2 separate regions of the Homo sapiens genome follow, and region 2 is linked to region 1. The links are chromatin loops, found by intact Hi-C in ENCODE. Cell type or tissue: ascending aorta. All regions are shown on one strand. Region 1 overlaps ADAMTS3 (ADAM metallopeptidase with thrombospondin type 1 motif 3). Region 2 overlaps ADAMTS3 (ADAM metallopeptidase with thrombospondin type 1 motif 3).

Region 1 (5,000 bases):
ACTTAAAATTAAAATTAAATTTTTTTCTAAAATGTAGTATTATGCATATGTTACACACAAGAAAGTAACACTTTGAGAGGTTAAGGTTACCAGCTAGAAAGCGGTGGAGTTAGGACTTTAAACTACTCAGTCAACAGTGTCTGTGCTCCTGACCACTTGATAGAGGAAATATGAGTATTAACAGGTCCTCTCCTGGATATATAGATTTAGATTTTAGATTAAGAAATGGGGCCAGGGCCAGGCACGGTGGCTAACACTGTAATCCTAGCACTTTGGGAAGCTGAGGCGGGTGGATCACAAGGTCAGGAGTTCAGGACCAGCTGGCCAAGATGGTGAAACTCGTCTCTACCAAAAATACAAAAATTAGCCGGCGTGGTAGTATGCACCTGTAGTCCCAGCTACTCGGGAGGCTGAGGCAGAGAATTGCTTGAACCCAGAAGGCAGAGGTTGCAGGGAGCTGAGATTGTGCCACTGCACTCCAGCCTGAGCAACAGAGTGAGACTCTGTCTCAAAAAGAAAGAAAAGAAAAAGGAAATGGGGCCAGTGTAGTCCCAGCTACTCGGGAGGCTGAGGCAGGAGGATCGCCTGAGCTGGGGAGATCAAGGCTGCAGTGAGCCATGACTGCATCACTGCACTCCAGCTTCTGTTACAGAGCGAGACCCTGTCTCAAAAAAAAAAGAAAGAAAAAAATGAACTTTACATGTAAAAGAGAGAGGTTCTTACACGTAAAGGAAAGAGAACTGGAACTCATGAATAATGCCATCAATCATTCTTTTTGTTTGCATATCTAAATAAAAATATACTTACTAAATATTAAGAAAAATTGTTGGAAATGTGATTTACTATCTAAGACCACAGTACCTGAGGAATCATATATTTAATCCTGTTTTACTTGCTACAAGTTTCCTAATGACTATTTTTGTTTTATCAATCACTTCAAGAGCAAGGTATACCTTTTCATGCTGCTCACAATTTGTTCTAAATTCCATGCAGATTCATCATGCTGAATTTGTGGCAATCATTTTCATAAACAAGAGACTGACATTTTACCACAAAATTTCTCCTAGGGATTTACAGTTAGTCAGCAAAGTCATGTAAACTTCTTTGGAAAATCAGGAGGTATAAATTATATGTGGGAACAGAGGTTGCTATGCTAGGAAACTTCCCGTGCTTCACTGTCCATTTTCAGGAATATACAACTCTCAGATTGCACTGTATGAGGTAGATGAGTCTTCTCGCAGTACTAATAAAATTACAAAAACATTTGTATAATATGATTATTCATATTTATTGGGTACTTGAGAGTTAGAAAAATTACGAATTCGCTGCATCTTTCAGATTGCATAACCAAATATTTAAAAATTATATTCAAATATCAAAAAGAAGAAAGAAATAATTCTAAAGTGAAATTTTAAAAATCAATACTTTCCTAAGTTGCTAGTAGGAGTTCAGATCATACAGACTTGTTCAAAAGCCATTTGTCAAAATGTATCATGTGAATTTGTTTTTACTCAGTAACCAACTTGTGGGGCTCTCTCCTAAAGTAGTCACTTGAAATGCAGGCAACGACATATACATACACAACACTGTGTGGCAACATTCACTATCATGGGAAAATAAATACTGTTAGGAAAATGATTATACAAATTAGAGTTTATTAGTATGATGAGATTAAAATGAAGTTCAGAAGGAGTTTGTAATTATGTTGAAAAATTGTACTAAAACATTAAACAAAACAAAAACAGTTATACAAAAAATACAGTGTGTGTACTGAAAGAAGTTTGAATAAGAACATGCTAAATTATAACAGCAGTTTGGGAACTGGAATGATTTTCAAAAATCTTAAGAATCCAGAAAAATTAAAGAATATAATTACAGTGGGCACTTGTAAGACATCAACAATCTGGGAAAACACTGACTAATTAAAAAGAAAAAATTCAACAACTTATAATAATAGAAGTAGTATAGTTTAGGAATAAAATTTGATCTCTACTACACGAACACTAAAGAGAAGATTCTCAAAATTCTGATAATAGCAATCCTTTTTAAAGAAGCATTAAAGTTCCATTGAAGTCATCATTGTCAATATATCCTTTCCAAGCACAATAACCCAACTCTTCATATCAAAATTACTCATGATTTTGCCAGGCAATTTGGAATGGTTCCTAATGGATTTCCAAGATAATCTGGGTTGGCTACTCAAAGTAAAGAATGTTTTAAGATCATCATTCTGGAAGCAGAGGCGACCTTGAGGGTTTTTTAACATTTCTGAGCAATATTATAATTATTTGGTACAATGACAAGGAAAAGCAGTGAAAGCATGGCTAAACACCAACACTAAGTTGTGATAATGGTGATACATAGCATGCTGCACTTAATAAAATTTTCACCTAAGAATCTTGAAGCAGTTAACATTCACCATAATCATGCTCAATGGAGGGACAAAAGATAAATCAGTAAAGCCAACTCCATTACCTTTAGTTACAAGAAAGAATAATGGCTTGAGTAGCTAAAATTCTAAATTTTACAAAGGATCCCCCTAAACCTCCTTCACCACACTTTCTAGTACTGCTGCTGGCAAATTGGATTGACAGATTTTAATCTTAGCTTAGCTTATCTTTCCTGATGCCAGCAATAGGGCAAATGATCCCAAGTAGGCTGTAGTTAAAAAAACAAAAAATTAGTTGGCATTCCAAAACTGCACATAGAATTCAATTCAATTTACCAAATACTTATTGAGTACAAACAGAAAAGCATACAAAAAATGATAGGCCTAGGTCCCTGTGCTTTGTGGGGTGGAAGAGGAGTCCCAAGAGGCCTTGATAACATTGAATAATTAATTGTATAGCCATTGTCACCATCTTCATTTTCTTAGGGACCAATTCAGCCTGGAGAAAGGCACAAAACAAGAGCATTCAAGGAAATTCAGAACATAGATAAACCTTAATATAATAATATCCTGCTTGCTAGATCTATTCATTGAATAACCAATATTTGAGGACCCACAAGCTACCAAGCACTGTTTTATGTACTAGAGATACAATTGGCATCAAAACAAAGTCTTTGCTCTCATGAGGGTTAATCTAGTGACAATGTTTACTGGTCAATAACTAGGTAAGTGACTCACACTAAACCTTACAAACTGAAACCTGAAAATGGTGAAAAATTATCTCTTAGTAAACTAGATATCTGAGAGAGTAAGATTAGCAACTTTATTTTTTTAAGATTGGGATGTAATGGAATTTGCAACTGAGGAACAGAAATAGGACAGATGCCCCAATTCCAAGAGGAATCAGGAGATGGAAGATATGCCCCAATTCCAAGTGGGGTCGGGAAAGGGAAGACAGCTTAACACTAAAGGATCACAATGCTTTTTCCTCAAATGATACTCAAGCAATCTCAGTGGTGGCTTATGAAACAAAAGGACTCAGAGAATTCTTTTTCAGATTTTCCAGTGTCTACAGAACTATGATTATTTCCTAAGCCACATGTGTCATTGAGCAAGCCTCCTTACCCAATTGGACCAGCCACACCAGTTTCCCACAATTAACTCAGGCATCCTACCAAGGCAATACTCTGAGTCAGAAATGACAGTGCTCCCTGATACGCCCTAGAAGTATGTCAATGATCTCATGAAACATACTTACACATATATACAGAAACATACTCAAACACACAGATATATATGTATGTATGGGTATAGGTAGGTGGTTAGAGAGGCAGTTCCTATCTGGTTGACAAAGAGGCACACAACTAGGTCAGGGTTCAAAACCTATTTACCCATTTTTTCTAGGGTGAATCCTACTTTCCCACATACCAAGAAGGTATTATTCCACTGGCTGAAGAGAGAAGGAAGGAGGCAATATCCTGCATGAGACACTATATTGGTGACATAGCTATACATATTCTAACCTGTCCCCATCACAAACTGCCTTCTCTTTACCTAAATAAAAGCCTTCCTAGTCTAGAGGGTTGAAGCATATAAGATATATTTTTGAAAATTGACCTTCTAAGTTAAATACTAAGAAGTACATATCCTGTGACTCTAGTTACAAAGAGCATGAAAAACTGACACAATCAATTTATCCTGTTAGAAGTCAGGAGAGCAGTCACCTTTCATAACGGGAGAATGCTTGGCAGTTGGCATGAGGGACGTACAGGGATTCCAGTAATGTTCAACTTATTGATCCAGCTGCTGACTGCTGACTGCACAGGAGCATTCACTTTGTGAAAAATCAGCAAAGTACACTTATATGCACCCTCCTACATCTATACTACACTTCAGTAGAAAGTATTTTTAAAATTTAGTTTCTTAACAACTTGTGGTTTATTACTCATTTATATTTAACCCTTCCTGAAACATTAAATTATTTAGAAATTATTCAGGGCCATGAAATTTATTTTCTAGCCAATTTGTTGAAAAATAAATAAATAAAATCTACAAACATTATTTGTCTTTCCTAATGTATTTCTGATCAAATAACACGTCCCCAGGTAGTTATATAAAACTACTTCTAAATCAGTTAATAGAAAAAAAATAAATAACGTGTTCAGGAGTGCATTTCACCAAATCTCCAGGTTAGCAGTGTAGCAGTGCCTTTACACATGGGAACAGGGGAGCAAAACTAATCACTGTACATAAGATTTTCTTACATATGATACATAAACCAAAGTGAAATGATAGTTATACTTTTGCTATCACAAGACCTGTGGGCCAAAATCTATTTTATTCAATCTGTTCTTCTCTTCATTCAACTGGAAAACGATAAATAAGAATGGTAATAATAAAAGAGAGAAATCCCATAAAACAGATGAATATGGGAACAAGTAAATCTTCAGCACTACACCCTAAGAGGGCTCCGCCTCCTCTCTTTCATACTGACTTATCTCTCCTCTGCCAAATTTAAGGACACCTGTACTATTTTCTTCCCTTTAAAAGGGCTACCATAGTAATTTACATTAGCAAAACAACTGAACCAAACTTCGGTTCAATCCAGGGC
Region 2 (5,000 bases), 170 kb before region 1:
CCACCCATAGATTTGATGACTCCTTAGGAGGATTCACAGGACTCAGCATATAGTCCTGTTCATGGTTAGGATTCATTACAGTGAAAGCATACAAAGAAAAACCTGCAAAGGGAAAAGTCACACAGGGTGAAGTTCAGAGGAAGGCCAGCACAAGCTTCCAAGAGTTCTCTCCCAGTGGTGTCACACAGAACACACCTAATTCCTCTAGCAATGAGTTGGATAAAACATGTGAAATGTTGTCTACTAGGAAATCTCATTAAAGACTCAGTGCCTGAGATTTTGTTGGGGGCTGGTCACGTAGCCATCCTCGGCCTAGCACAAACCAAAATTCCAGATTCCCAGAAAAAATTAGGTGTTCAGTATCACCCACACTGTTTGTACAGTTTTGGCACAGCAAGCCACCCTTATCAGTTCTGGGAATGCGAACCCTTCTAAATTCCAGTTTTTAATATGCCAGCCAATGACCAACCTTGCAAGGAGGCCTTTCCGAGGATAACAGCCTCAGGACTGTTATGTTAATTCTTTACCGCACAGGTATCCTAACTAATATTTTATATAAATCCAGCAAAAATAAAAAAGAAAATTCAGAAGAATAATCTGTTTCAAAATTTGTGAATGACCACCCCTCAGGAATGACAGAGAGGAAATAAATTAGTGGTGGGGCTTTAGCCATATCTGTAACATTTGAAACATTTAAAACAAACATGGAAAAATATTGATAGCTGTTTAATTGTATGATATACACATGTCTATAATTTTATTTTTGTTCATCTGTATAACTTTGAAATGTTTCATTTAAATTAAAAGATGAAAAAAACAAAAAAAAAAAATCATACAAACAAGAAACTATCCCTCATGAAAGTATATCATTAATAACATTTAGAAAGGACTATGCAGTGGAGAAACAGCTGCGAAGCAACTCAAATGTGCCAACGTTAAGAGAAAATTTTGTAAGGTCCACCAGCGTATGTCACAAATTAAGTGACTTTTAAAAAAATCTCCTGAAAAATATTTTGGAACTATAAAGATAATGGGTACCATAACAGAGGAAATCTGGGTTTATACCAATATTTAATAGCCATCAACCAGTCAATCAATCAATCACAAATGCTCCACACACACCACTCTAACAATAAATGAAATTACATAGAACTCCAATTTACAATAGTTGTTTAGCTTACAATTCACTTATATTTTTCTAATGATAAGGAGAGAGAGAAGGAAAAGAAGAGATGAATGTGTATACACACATATAGGCCTGCAAGAATGAGAGACAGAAACGAGTGGAGAAGAGGGCAGGAAAAGGAGAGGGGAAGCGGAACTGGGAAGAAATACCATGAATACAAATGAGAGAAAATCTATTTCTAGTTTCCAGCACTAATTCAGGTATTTTCAAATCTCAAGTGTACTAGAGGGGCAAATGTCTTTAAACTACATTTAAATAAGTAGGAAGCACTAGAAGAGTTACAGAATAATCAGAACCCTATAGTACTAATTTGAGAAGGATGGCATAAGAATCACATTACAAAAGATTAACCATATTAACTAACTTTAAAAAAGTCTCTGGGATTCTTCATGACTACTTTTAGTTAAAATAATAATAAGTACATTTATTTGTGATGACGGCACCAATGATGCTATTCTAAATACTTTATCTTATTAATTCTCAAAAGAACCCAGTGAGGAAGACACTTGTCTTTCCCCATTTTACATGTGTGAAAACTGAGGCACAGAAAGTTAAAATAAATTGTCTTAGATGGAGCCTGAATTCACTCAGGCAGACTACATCCAAAGCTTTTATTTTTAACTTTACTCATTTTGACACTTCATTTCCTATTATCTCATACTTTATGAAAACATAATATTCAACTAAAAATAACTACATTTCCTATACTGATTACTCATGACTTTGGCAAAGCAAATGTTATTATACAGGAAGGAGCAAAAGGGTATGTTTCTCCTGTGAATTAAGAGAAGGCTTCAGTAGCATTTCTCCCATACCAGTATTCCAAAGCATAGCAAAAACACCTGTCTGGGAAAGCGCTTTATTTCCTAAGCTGTTCTATAAATACCTGAAAGCTATTTTAAAAACAAAAATAAAACATAAACCGTTCCTGAAAACTTCCATGCCTTTCTAACTTCCCAATGGTGACTCCTTTTTCCTAGGTTCCTAGAAAAAATTAAAAAAAAAAAAAAAACTGGCTAAACTTTTTTTTTAAAGCTTCTTTTATATTCTGGGAAATGAAAAATGATTATGAGCTTACTATGAGCTAACAACCCTAGATAATTGTACTGATGGATTTATAAGACCCCAAACAAGGAAAATGATCTTCCCACTGCAGTTTGCACATTGGTCCACATCTGTGACACTATGTTTAGTTACGGGTAACATCACTGAAATGGGGCATTTGGAATAAAGGACCAGGTTAGAGGGAAGAAAGGGTAGTTAGAGGGAAGAAAGAATAAAGGGTAGTTAGAGGGAAGAAAATCCATCTTTTTGTGTAATTTGTGTATATTGTATATTACGTGTATATTTTCACTTCTAAAATACTAAACATATTTACTTTGTGTATATTGTCTCTCTCCCATTGCTCAAATTGGTATTAGCCAACCCAAGCTACAGAGTTGAGAGATGGAGAAGAACAGGAGGAAAAGGAGAGTGTTTTTGGCAAAAGAAATGGCATTCCCAAAGGCCCACACTGAAGATAAAGCTTAGCAGTCCAGGCACTGAAATTTCAGAGCAGCTGGGGTGTAGACAGTGAAAGAAATTGGTAAGTGAAAGCCCTTGTGAGTCAGGACAAGAAGGGCTGGATGGGAGGTCAGGGGAGTCATGAGAGGCCAATGAAACATTTTAAGCAGGGACCAAATCTCTGTGACTACAGTTAGATAATAAACTTTACTTGCGCCATTTGAAATTGTTAATATTCAACTGTTTTAGACCTACAAAAATGGCAACTACGCATCATTTAACTCCATTAAAACCTTCCTGAAAGGAAGCAGGACTAGAAAACCAGGGAAGTGTTCAATAGTGAAGGTTAAAAAAAAACAAAACCCACAATATGGTTTCAGTGAAAATATTGAAAATATTGTTATTGGAGCAGAGTAACATGATGACAACCTGTCAAGGCTATTACAGATGCGATACTTCTGCAGGAAAAAAAAATTAAGAAGATAACCTACAATCTGATTTTAAGATCCTGAAAACGCGTAGAAAACACAATAACAAATTCTAACCACCCCACGCTATTTTTACAATTTAAAAAATGCTGTACTTTTACTCTTTCTCTTAAAAAATATGTATGTTCCAGGTGCGTGGCCCTATGCTGAGCACATGAGTATAAAGATGTTTCGAGGATCTTAAAACCTAACATTTCCATCTGGATAGTGGCTGCAAGTGCAACAGAGAAGTGACCCCTTAGACCTCACTGCTAATGGCAGAATGAGGACCAGAACTCATATTCCCTGACTCCTGGAGACCAGGGCCCCTCCCACTGTACCATCCTGCTGATATTTCATAGGCTTCACCTGAGATAGGCAGCTGTGTCTCTTAGTCTACACATTCCATCTCGAAACAAGAGGAAGGGCAAGCATACATAATTAATGATGGCACTGTAACTTTCCACAGCCTTTATATTTCTATATCTATTTTCTCCATGTATAGCCTTGTCCATCACCACCCTATCCCATCACAAACTTCCTACATATTTAAAAAAAATCCACCCCCTTAATCCAAAGTAGTGGGAATATTATATGCATACATCATAGCAGTATTTTGCACTTGAAATTCATTGCTTCAAAGCATCTTGATAATTTTTCTTGTCTCTACCTGACCCTAAATTGCACTGGGGTAAGATGCTAGCTAGGTTTAAGGCACACACTAGTTTTCTTCAAGAACAGTTCTTTTTAAAAGAGGAAAAGAATAGAAGAGAAGCCAAGGGGATAGAGGAATATAAATTTTTTCACTGACTTCTTTGCCTAAAGAGGAAAAGAATAGAAGAGAAGCCAAGGGGATAGGGGAATATAAATTTTTTCACTGACTTCTTTGCCTAAAACAAATTTTTTTCACTTTATTTTTACTCTAAGTTAATTCAAAGATAATTGGAAATAGCTGACTTTTAGTTTTAGGAGGAACTAGAAAAGAAATTTTGATGTACTCTTTGTCTTCAAAAGAGTATGAGTAAAAAAAATTCTTCTACCCATCGGATTTTTTTTTTTTTTCTTTTTTTTTTTCTGAGATGGAGTCTCACCCTGTCGCCCAGGCTGGAGTGCAATGGCGCAATCTCAGCTCACTACAACCTCTGCCTCCCAGGTTCAAATGATTCTCCTGCCTCAGCCTCCCGAGTAGCTGGGATTACAGGCACCTGCCACCACACCCAGCTAAGTTTTGTATTTTTAGTAGAGGTGGGGTTTCACCATGTTGGTCAGGCTGGTCTCGAACTCCTGACCTCGTGATCCACCCACCTCGGCCGCCCAAAGTGCTGGGATTACAGGCGTGAGCCACCGCGCCTGGCCTCCATCAGATATTTTGCAACAGAAATATTAGTTTCCATCTCCTTCCTTCATATAATCTCGATATGTTAGATTAGGATTGGAGTCTGCTGTGGGATATTATATAGACTTGGAACCAGAATAGATAAGATAACTTGGACTAAAATGCCCACTACTTCTCTCAGACTAACACATTTCCTCTTTGTTGTTTTAAATTTTTTCCAAATATGTAAGTAATAAATGAATACATAATTGAATTTTAAAATTCATGCAATAAAAGATGAGCAAAAGTCTTCCCTTAGCATCCCACCTCCCAATTACTATCCCATTCGCAAAGGAAGTCAGTATCTGTGCTATCACTGTCACCAATTTTGTCATTAAAAATCAAGAGCTAAATCTTGTTACCTTCAAACGTAATATTTTGACATATGATGATAACATATATAATCCTTTCCATATACAGAATATTTAAGTAAAGTCACAACCAGGAAAATAAAAAAGATGTAGAGATC

What was found. Peaks named below come from ENCODE experiments on the same cell type or tissue, not always from the same donor. Only the 100,000 strongest peaks of a DNase experiment are listed, where the experiment ranks them.
Region 2: it touches region 1 in a loop (9-fold over the local background); 1 of 110 quality-filtered maps calls a loop at or near these places.

Annotation. Positions count from the first base shown.
Region 1 is chr4:72,560,837-72,565,836 of GRCh38, forward strand. The region is part of intron 2 of ADAMTS3 (ADAM metallopeptidase with thrombospondin type 1 motif 3); the gene reads right to left. Among named protein-coding and RNA genes, the nearest start is that of ADAMTS3, 5.9 kb to the right of the region's middle. In ascending aorta, no CTCF peak of the experiment used is centred here; no DNase peak of the experiment used is centred here.
Region 2 is chr4:72,388,712-72,393,711 of GRCh38, forward strand. All of the region lies in intron 4 of ADAMTS3 (ADAM metallopeptidase with thrombospondin type 1 motif 3), which reads right to left. Among named protein-coding and RNA genes, the nearest start is that of ADAMTS3, 180 kb to the right of the region's middle. In ascending aorta, no CTCF peak of the experiment used is centred here; no DNase peak of the experiment used is centred here; H3K27ac peaks cover 2,503 bases.